Linked DNA regions of Homo sapiens: region 2 is linked to region 1. A link is a loop called in an ENCODE intact Hi-C map of the cell type or tissue named here. Cell type or tissue: B cell. All regions are shown on one strand. Each heading gives the region's core, and the rest is flanking DNA. Links, peaks and the distances in the headings are about the cores only.

Region 1 (5,487 bases), core at 177-5,176:
GCTGCCCTGCTCCTGAGCAAAGCCATTCCTCTTCATCCCTCCAACTCTTTCTTTCCAAGAAAAGTGCTCCCACCTGAGAAGACATGTTCAAAGCCACTCGAGTCCCCCTCTTCATTGCCTCTTGAATAGAGCCCAAACCACATGTTCTTCAAGTCATCGACAAACTCTTGCTCTGAGCCATAGCGATCTGCAGAGGAACACAAAGGGTTTTGGAGAGGGGAGGCAGGGCCAGGTCCTGGGAGCGCTAAACAGAGACCTGAAGAGCTACTTGCTCCCACACGTCAAGAAACATGTGGGTTCAATCAACAAATGTGTTCGGCTGTTAATTCAATGATTATCTATGGGATGCCTATTTTGTGCCAAATCCAGATCTAAAGGCTGAGGATTCAGCTGGGAATAGCAAGGACACGGTCTCTATCTATATTACATTCCACTGGAGGAGTCAAATAATAAGTAAACAATAAGAAATATGATTTCAGATCAGTGCTATGAAGCAAAGTAGCCCGTAATGACGGGAAAGGGCTGGCACATAAGTTGGCGGGGGGGGGGGGTCTTCTAGAAAGGAACATCAGAAAGGCCTCTGTGAAAAGGTAGCACTGATCAGAGAGCTGAAGGATAAGGAACTTGCTACACAAAGATCTGTGGGGAAGATTCCTCCATGTAGAGGGAACTGCAAGAGCAAAGGCTCCAGGCAGACTTGAGTTTGCTACTCAAAGAACTAAAAGAAGTCAGTGAGGCTGGAGCAGGAGGGGAGAGTGGTAGGAGAGGAGGTTTGAGAAGCAGCCAAGGGTCAGATCCTTCAAGCCATGGCAAGAAGGTCAGGTCTCAGGCAAATAGAAATAAAACAAAAAATGTTTTAGATTTACTAATTGCTTTCTGTCCACCTAGTGCCTGCCATTTTAAGTGCTTTCAATGTAACACTGAATCCTCACGTTGAATCTTCATATAAGCTTGGTACTAATTATCCCCAACTTAGAAATGAAGAAACTGAGACGGACAAAGTATAAAACTCATGCAAGATCACAGTTAATGAAAGGTAGAGACAGCACTTGAGTCCACTCAGTCTAGCTCCAGAGACCAATCTCTTTAACAACTCTATAGCTTCTTGGTAGTGCAGAGCCACTGAAGGATTTTAAGCAGGGGAATTGTATGATAGGACCTTTTAAAAGATCACCCTGGCTGTGTATGTTAAAAAGGCAATGGGGTGGTATGAGTGGAAGCAGAGAGACCAGTCTTGAGGCTCATGCTTTGTCTACGTAAGAAGTTGATGGGGCTTAGATGGTGGTGTTAACTCCGGAGGAGGAGAGAGAAGCAGTAGGCCCAGGACATATTTTGAAGTGGGAGTGATGGACATTACATTACTGATGGAGGAGATGGGAGTAGGGAACTTTGAGGTAAAGAGAACAATTACATCTAACTACTAGGCTTTTGGCCTGAGCAACCGGATGGGTTATGCCCGCCATTTATGAAATGGGGAAGACCCAGAGAGGAGCAGGTATTTTTGATGGGAACCAAAAATTATTTCTACACTAGGTTCTGTGTGAATATCAGTTAGATAGCTAAGTGGAAGATGTTGAGAAGGCCCTTGGGAAAGTTCAGGGCTGGAGATTTCAATGAGGGAACCATCAAAGATTGACTGTTTACTGCCCACAATTTTATATGGTGAATACAAAAGAGATACCAGACATATTCCTTCCTTTCCAGGACTTAAAACACATTTGGAAAACAAGACTACATAAAATAACAGAGAATGGTTTCACACACTGAATAGTTCCCCTTACTGAGCAAGGACTGAGTGCCAGGCTTTCTACTGGGTGCTTTATAAGCAGTCATCCTCAAAAACCCCATTTCAAAGGGAAGTCCCAGAGAGGTCAAATAAATTGCCCAGGGTCAAGTCACTAGCAAGTGGCAGAGCCAAGATTTAAACCAAGTCTCTCTGGCCCAAGGCTATTGTGGACCACACTCCAAACTCTGCAGAGGTGCCGAAAGCCAGAGTGAGCTGGGGCAGGTGCAGCCTTCACAAATGCGGTGGGATATGAATTATCATAGAACTTTAAGGATAAGTGGGATTTGGACAAGGAGAGAGGTGAGGAGAGAGTTAGTAACGGGACAGCCTGGCCTTGGCATCGGAACCCTGAGTTCCAGCCCCAGCTCCGCTTCCAACTCATTTGTGGCCTCAGATAAGTCTAGCCTGTCTGGCCTCCGTTTCTCTCATTTGAAAAGCCCTTGCTCAGTCTAGACCTCCAAGATTCTCTTGTGTATTTACTACGAAGAGAACGCCAGGGGGCAGCACAGGATTGCAACTTCTTCATAGAGTCACTCTTGTGTCGCTGTCACTTTACCTAAAAACAGTGTCACCAACTCTTAAGGGAGGCAGCAGCTCTGAGCCAAGGCACTCTCAGGGACAACGAGGGAAGACCCGGACAGAGCCACCCCTGAGACAAAGCCCAGCTGCCTGGAGTTGGGAAAGGAATCTGCAGGACAGTAACAAACACAACTCCATGCCAAGAAGTCCTGCGGCCAAAATCTTTTTTGGTCTGACTCAAATGTGTCTCTACCTGGAGGCTTTCCAACCACAACTCTTCCCGATAGGACTTCCCGCTCTGAACCTTTGTTGATTCTCTGATGTTGTTTCCCCAGCCAAAAGGTGGACTCAGCCAACCCGATTCCTGGACTTTATTGCGGGAGGAGGGAGTAGAGTCAGCGACTCTACCTGTCTGAAACATGGTGCTGACTCCAGGATCGCGGAGGTGGCTGAGACGTGCTCTGGGTGGGGGTGGGATGTGAGGGGAGGCTCACACCTGGCAGAGAACCCTGAGACTGTAGCAGAGGGTGGGCGTGCATGAGGCAGTTAACATGAAGTCAAAGGTGGGGTGATATCCAAGCCAGCCAGCCAGAGGATGTGCCAGCTCCTGGTTGGGTTCCTAACCTCTCCTTGGCTTCCCCCTGGCCTCATCCCTCATCCCTCCCAGATGTACACTGACCTCCACAGAGTCCCCACCGCCTCCTCACCTGCCCTCCTAACCTTCCCCTCCCCCGCCCACCTGGCTTCGCTCAGACAGACTCATGCGCTCTGGGGCCTGGGGGTGCTCACTCACTCTGGTGATGGAGGAAGCTGTAGAGCTCCTTCATGACTGCTGTCTTCATGATCTCTCTGAGGAAGGCGTCCTGCTCGGCCAGCTCCTGGGCACTGAAGTGCTCCCCATGGCCTGTTGCCCGCTGGTAGTTGTTGAGGAGGTTGATGAAGGCTGCATAGGTGGGCTTGGAGAACAGCTTCTCATTGACATAAGTGAAGAGTCTGGGGGAGGCAGAGGGGAGCCCCACTGAGAGCCCCAAACACAGGGCAGCGACCCCTCCAGAGACTTCTAGACAGGCCAGGGGCAGACAGGCGAGGGCTGGGTTCAGGAGCCGAGGGGGCACTTCGGGTACTCTTGAAAGTCACACATCAGGTCACTTTTCTTCCACCTCATGTTTTGGAAGAGCTGTTCTATCCTCAGCCTGGCCAATCACAGAAACCCTCCCAACTGGATATCCACAGTCCCTCAAGATGGCTTTGTCTCTGGAGAACTATTTTTTTTCTGCTCTCCCTTTGATCGTGCCTGACTTGAGGATAAAAAGTCGAGACATCGAAAGAAGCAAGGATAGGGGCAAGATTTAGGGGGTAGAAAGAGGAATTGTGGGAACTCACGGCTTTGGGCAGCGATCCACTTGGTTTCTGGTCTCTGACGGGGAGATGCAGTTTTGGCTATTGAGAACGATGTCTTCCTTCTGGGCTTTGTTGGTGTCTGCCCTGTAGATCTTCTCAGAGATGCTCTGAATCTCCTCTTTTGTTATGGCATCACTGCTGTGGGAGACCTCTGGGAGGAATTGGAAGAGGGGTGGCCTCAGAGCCAGAGGGAAAGGGGGGCGGGCAGGAAATTATCTGTGTACCTCCCCTCCTGGGCACCTTCAAGAAGCCAGCAAGGAGGGAGGGGGGCCACAGTTGGACACCCTAGTGGTGGACAGGGGCCCAGAGCCTAAAGGACGTGTAAAATCACCACACGGCATTGCCCACAGAATGTCCCCCGCCCCTTCCCCCTAGAAGGGGTCTCACGCTTGAGCATGCATCAGAACCACCTGGAGGCCCTGGTAGTACAGGACAGTGAGTCCCATCCCTAGAGTTTCTAATTAAGTAGGCCCGGAGTGAAGCCCCAGAGTTTGTGTTTCTAACAAGTTCTCAGACATTGCTGAAGCTGCTGGTCCAGGGACCACATGTTGAGAACCTGCTCTAAAGTCCTTCTGTCTCTGCAGCTTAGCTAAGGGAGCAGAAGACTAACCGTGGTCACTACACAGGCTCTCAAAATCCTTGCAGCAGTTCCCAAACTCTTGGCAGCGGGCATTGCAGTGACATTGGTGGTGCTTGTCAAAGGCTTCGTAGCAGCGGCCCTGGCAGGAGGTGGGTGCCGAGTACAAGTCTGAGAAGAGAGGGGTGGTGTGTCCCGGGCTGACCTCTAGAGGTCGCTCTGAACGCCCCACAGGCTGTCGCTCCCTAGCCTGGCTGTCTTCACTCTGCCCAGTAAAGATCTCCAGGGAAGGAAAACAAACAAACCTAATTCGTGCACACCCTTCACAGTCAGGAAGTCCTTTCTGATGCCGAACTTTACTTTCTGGCCTGCTGTTTTTCTAATCTTCTCATTCTAAAAATAAAATCTCTTCCACTTCCCTCTCCAGGCCTCAGGCTCTCTTTCCTAGCTACCCTCCTCCCATGGCCCCCCAGGCTGGCTGAGCCCCCCCAGGCTTCTTCCTGCCCAGGTTCCCAGAATCCAACAAGCCTCTCTCATCTGGCTGAGGCCTGGGCCTGGTGCCACTGCCATGGCCGCCCCTGCTTGTCACCCTCATGTCCCTCCTGCTTTATCTTGAGGGCCCCCCTTTGGGGAGGCAGGCTCACTGCTGGCGAGGGCCTCTTCTGTCTCTTCCTCCAGCTGTGGCAATGGCTCTGACTCTTTGTGGTCCTCTGCAGGTAGATAGAAAAATAAAGTCACCAACAACCTGAGAATTCCCCTGCTGCTTGGTTTCTGGTTCTCTGTTTCCCCAGCCTCAGGGGACAAGCAAGGGCACTGGAAGCAAATTCTGAACAGGGGCTGGGGTCCAATGGACAGGCACCAAATAATGATGATGAAAACAGAAAATGGAAGATGTTTCCAATGGAAGACACATTATAGAAAACTTATAAAAAAGGAAAATAATTTCCCCAGGTGACACATCTGGATTGAAAACTCTGACTTCGGTGATGAAAACTCTGATTTAACAAAAGTTGACAGATGGATAGAGGCTTGATGCTGTCCTAATGACAAAGCCCTCACTTAGGAACATCCTGTACCTAGAAAAACTTCTCGTCAGAGCTCAGGGTAAACTCTCAGGGCCTCAAGGAATAAGAGCTGTTTCCTGAGATTCCAACTTCCCTTCTTTCTTTGCCCCACTTGGAAATGGCCACAAAGACTGTGTCTA
Region 2 (5,250 bases), core at 1-5,000, 450 kb after region 1:
TCTGGCTCTGTTGCCAGGCTAGAGTGCAGTGGCACGATCTCAGCTCACTGCAAACTTCGCTTCCCAGGTTCAAGTGATTCCCCTGCCTAAGCCTCCTGAGTAGCTGGGATTACAGGCAGGCACCACCATGACTGCCTAATTTTTGTACTTTTAGTAGAGAAGAGGTTTCACCATGTTGGCCAGGATGGTCTCAATCTCTTGACCTCATGATCCGCCCACCTTGGCCTCCTAAAGTGCTGGGATTACAGGCGTGAGCCACCATGGCCGGCCGAGACTTTTTGGTTTAAAGTGACTGTTACTTAAAGGATTGCCAATTATCAAAGAGTGACCAAAAAGTCAGGGGATCTTCCCAATTTTCTATTCAGGAGCAGGAGATTATTATCCTCCAATAAAAAATGTTTGTTTGTTTTTTTGAGATGGAGTCTGGCTCTGTCGTCTAGGCTGGAGTGCAGTGGTACCATCTTGGCTCACTGCAACCTCTGCCTCTCAGGTTCAAGCAATTCTCGAGCCTCTGCCTCCTGAGAAGCTGGGATTACAGGTGCCTGCCACCATGCCCAGCTAATTTTTTGTATTTTTAGTAGAGACAGGGTTTCACCATGTTGGCCAGGCTGGTCTTGAACTCTTGACCTCAAGTGATCCATGCCTTGGCCTCCCAAAGCGCTAAGGTTACAGGCATGAGCCACCATGCCCGGCAAGAAAAAAAATATTTTTAAAGTGGAAAAAGACAAAAAATAAACTTGTATTTTGATCACAGCCCATGTATCTTGCATTCACTATTCAGATTCCATCTCTGCATATTTTAGTTGGTTATTTCTGTTCTTGATGTTTTGATTACAAGTGATTCCATGAATTTTGTGTTTTAGTGTGCTGTGTCTCCCATAAGACTTTTAGGCCACTGTTTTTTTTCTTCCCTTCCCTCCTGATTCCAGTTCCGCTCTCAAGAAGTGCTCATTAGATGATGTTGATCAACAGTATGACGAATGTTCCTATTTTCAGACCTTGGCATAAACTTGATCTGGAAATTTGATAATGATGTTTTGCCTGTAATGATTGCTGCTATCACTGTTCAGCAGTATTAGTATCCAGACTCTGCGGGTACGGGGTATCCCAGTTTACAGACCTGGGTGTCTTGCCCTTTGAGTCTTGCCAGTACTGAATGGCCACAGGCTTTTGAGCAACTCCTAATTGGAGTAAAAAACCTTTATTCACTTGGCTGGCTCCATACCCTTTCCTGATTTTGAGTGGATCTTTCAGAGTGACAGTGTGCTGGGGGAGAGGAATTCTGCATTGCAAGCTTCTAAGTGGTAACATGAAGCATTTCACAACAGCTTTTAAAATCTCTGGCCAGAAATTATCAAATACTCCCCTGTCTTAAAGGCCCCATCCTTCTCTATCAGGGGTTGCCTGGCTAATGTTGATGGCAACGTTTCCCTGACACCCTTCCTAGAAAAAAGCAAGTTAAGTAAAAAGGGACCCCTTTCAAATAAGTTCTCCATCAACAAAGAAAAAGAAACAAACCAAAAGGGAGTTTGAGATACCCTAAGAGTGAAGGAAAGAGAGGGAATCAGTCAATGTTTACAAAATAGGGTAAAAAAATAAGATCCAAGTGTCAGACTAGTTGGCTAGTTGGGAAAAAATAGCTTTCTTTCAATAATGGAATATTTTACTTTACTTTGAATTTGTTCAATTTTTAGGACTATCACTTATAGCACATTCCTCATATTTAGAAATAATGTAATATTATGCAAACTTCATAAAGACCAAGATTCCAGTTCTGATAGTAGCTCTAGTTACTTTACTTGTAAAAGTAAGTACTTTTATAAGTAAAAGTAAAATTACTTACTAAAGTAAGTAATACTTTACCTGAGTCTCAGTTGTACAATGGGATGAGAGTATTAACACCTACTCCAAAAGTTAATTTCATAAAACCTAGACCACATTTGTGAAAAGTGGTTTTGTAAACTACATAAATGTTGACATGTCATCTTTATATGATTTTATATTTGTTCAAGGAGGTTACCAAATATCTCATCCTCCCAGTTACATTGTGGCGCCTTTAAAAGAGCAGAGATTTAGATTTCTATACTCATCTCTTTTGTCATTGCACAGTTCTAAACACACAATAGTTATTTAATAAATACAATGGAATTGAACTAAAATGAACAGATCTCCCAAAAATGGGAATAGTGGAGTGCCTCTATGTCCTAGTCCCTGACGTAGAAAAATTGAAAAGGAAGCTTTGGAACTAGAGCAAAGAAAAAGAAAGTTCAGAGGAAACATAATGTAAGTCTCATGAAACCTTTCATATGCTTAAACCTTGTACTAGAGAAAGTAATTCAGCAAAGAAAAGAACAGTATTAATGTGCAGCAGGGATACTCTCCCAAGACATGCCATCAGGATTAAACAAGGACTTCTTTCAGAAACTGCTCAGAGGCAGACATGCGCTCAATAGCCAAACTCTACTCTTTTTTTTTTTTCCTTTTAACTTTCCCCAGGGCTTGGGAAATTTTATGAATTATCTATTTTTTAAAAATTGGCTTTTAATCAATATTTTGTTATTATTTTTGGTCATATAGTCTACCAATATTTTCCACTATCAGAGCAATTATAAAACATTTTCAGTCTTCATAGAGAAAAATTGCCTGAAGGATTTTGAAAAAAAAAGTACAGTAAAAATACAAATAACAATTTTAATGATAATACTGAAATTATATATATATATGATACTATTTTTCCAAGAATGTAGGCATTTATAGCTAAATTACCTAGCAAATCAAGACTGAAGGGGACAAACTGGTAGGAGAGTTAATGTCGTCCAGGGGAGGGAAATTACAGAGGAAATGACTACTTGCTTGGTACAATTGGGTGGTCCAGATTAATCTGGAGAGTTCTATGAGCAAGACAAAGAGAAAAGAAAGGAAAAGAAAAAAGATCTGGTTCTCTGAATCCATTTGAGAAGCAAATTACAATCAATGTCAGAATTTTCTGCTCACCTGGGTCTATGCTATTTCTAATGGGAGTGTGTCTCCCCCTGGAGGGCAAGTAGAGCATTTGCTCCTTCTTGCTTCTTGCCCAAAGTTGAATGATTCGTTCTTGGTTCATTCATTGAGTCTTTGATTATATCATTAATTGGTTGATTGATTAATTCACCCATTAATTCAACAAATACTTATTAAGTTCTGTCACTGTGCTGTTTGTTGTGATAGACACTAAAGATCCAGCCAGCTAAGATCAAGAGAAATATGGTCCTGATCACTAGGAAAATTACAGTTTGATGTGAGAAACAAATATTAGATAGTCACCTGTATGCCTAAATAGTCACAATAGTGATGACTTCTGTAAAGGAAAAGTGCAATGGACTGACTATTTATGTCATCTCAAAGTTCATATGTTGAAATCCTAACCACCCCCCAAGGTGACAGTATTAAGAGGTGGGGCCTTCATGAAGGAGGTTATTAGGTCATAGGAGCACAGTCCTCGTGATGAGACTAGTGCCCTTCTAAAAGAGGGAACTTTGCCCCTTCCACCATATGAGGACACAGTGAGAAAGTTCTATCTATGAGCAAGTGGGGCCTCACCAGACACCAACATCTGGGATTTCTTGGACTTCCCAGCCTCCAGAGCTGTGAGAAATAAATTTCTGTTGTTTACAAGACACCCAGTTTACAGTACTTTTGTTATAGTGCCCAAATAAACAAAGAGAAATAGTAGAGAGGGTAATAGGATGATTCAGTAGAGGACCTAATTCAGGCTGGGAGGTCAAGAAAAGCTTCCCTGAGCATAGACCTGGAAGATGGGTGGAAACAACCAGGTCAAAGGTGTGGAGGTGTGGGGAGGGGGCCTCCCAGCCAATGGAGCAGGGTCAGGGTATTCAAAGACCCTAAGGAGGAAAGAGCTTAGGAACCTGGAAGACAAGGAAGAGGCCAGAATGAGAAGACAAGAAGCTGGAAAGGTAGGGAGGCTCCAGATCAGGTGCGGTCTTGGGGGACATGTTAAGGATTCTGAACTGTATCCCAAAAGAACAAGAAGCCTATCAACAGGTTTTATTCAAGTGACATGACCACATGTGTGTTTTTAAAGGACCACTTTGACTTTTTAAAGAAGAATGGATTATAGTGGAGCCAAGGCAAGGATTAAAATAGAGAAAACAGCAGCCTAAGTGATCTGGACAAAAAGTCAAGCAGGCTTAGATTTGAGTGGTGGCCATAGAAAGGGAGAGAAGGGGGTGAATTTGAAATATTTTAGTGTTAGGACTGATAGAACTTGGTGATTGGTTACAAGTTGGAGAAGGGTATTGTGGTCAAGAATGACTCCTAGGCTGGGCGCAGTGGCTCACACCTGTAATCCCACCACATTGTGAGGCCCAGGTGGGTGGATCATTTGAGGTCAGGAGTTCGAGACCAGCCTGGCCAACATGGTGAAACTCTGCCTCTACTGAAAATACAAAAATTAGCCGGGCGTGGTGATGAGTGCCTGTAATCCCAGCTACTCAGGAGGCTGAGGCAGGAGAATCGCTTGTACCCAGGAGGCGGAGGTTGTAGTGAGCTGAGATGGTGCCACTGCACTTCAGCCTGGGCAACAGAGAGAGAGAGACTCTGTGTATATATCTTTCTTTCTTTTTTTTTTTTTTTGAGATGGAGTCTTGCTCTGCTGCCCAGGCTAGAGTGCAGTGGCGCCATCTCAGTTCACTGCAAACTCCGCCTCCCAGGTTCAAGTGATTCTCCTGCCTCTGTCTCCCTAGTAGCTGGGATTACAGGGGCATGCCACCTCGCCCAGCTAATATTTGTATTTTTAGTAGAGACAGGGTTTTGCCATGTTGGCCAGGCTGGTCTCAAACTCCTGACCTCAGGTGATCTATCCACCTCAGCCTCCCAAAGTGCTAGGATTACAGGCATGAGCCACCATGCCTGGCCTATATATATATCTCTTTCTAAAAGTGTCCAAGATGGTTTAAAATGATATTCTTTGAAGACCCCTTATCCCAATTCAAAAATTTTTAATGACATAAATATAGCATTGAAACCAAAACCTAATAAAGATTATACAAAAGAGATAATTACAAACCAATATCATTTATGAATATCATAGGCAGAAATGCTTAAAAAAATTAGCAAATTGAATTAGACAGCACAGTATGTCATGACAAAGTAGAAACTGTTTTGGGAAGGTAAAGATGGTCCAATGTTAGGAAATTCATTAATATAATTAATATAATTATATCTAAGAAGGAAAGTCCTGTAATTATCTTC

The links. A loop is a pair of places that touch in the nucleus more often than their neighbours do. Peaks named below come from ENCODE experiments on the same cell type or tissue, not always from the same donor. Only the 100,000 strongest peaks of a DNase experiment are listed, where the experiment ranks them.
Region 2: it touches region 1 in a loop (17-fold over the local background); 23 of 110 quality-filtered maps call a loop at or near these places.

The regions. Positions count from the first base shown.
Region 1 is chr12:47,713,202-47,718,688 of GRCh38, forward strand. ENDOU (endonuclease, poly(U) specific) reads right to left here. Exons shown (of 10, transcript NM_001172439.2): 3 at 4,928-4,993; 4 at 4,317-4,454; 5 at 3,689-3,857; 6 at 3,099-3,298; 7 at 74-187. All of the region lies in intron 1 of RPAP3-DT (RPAP3 divergent transcript), which reads left to right. Among named protein-coding and RNA genes, the nearest start is that of ENDOU, 9.5 kb to the right of the region's middle. RefSeq lists enhancers at 4,535-4,654, 4,995-5,044. In B cell, for the core only: CTCF peaks have their summits at 2,272 (motif pointing right), 2,495, 4,526 and 4,727 (motif pointing left); DNase peaks (open chromatin) are centred at 2,290, 4,490 and 4,915; H3K27ac peaks cover 480 bases.
Region 2 is chr12:48,162,266-48,167,515 of GRCh38, forward strand. No RefSeq gene overlaps it. Among named protein-coding and RNA genes, the nearest start is that of ASB8, 7.4 kb to the left of the region's middle. RefSeq lists silencers at 2,801-3,095, 2,861-3,155. In B cell, for the core only: CTCF peaks have their summits at 3,054 (motif pointing left) and 3,254; a DNase peak (open chromatin) is centred at 3,026; H3K27me3 peaks cover 247 bases.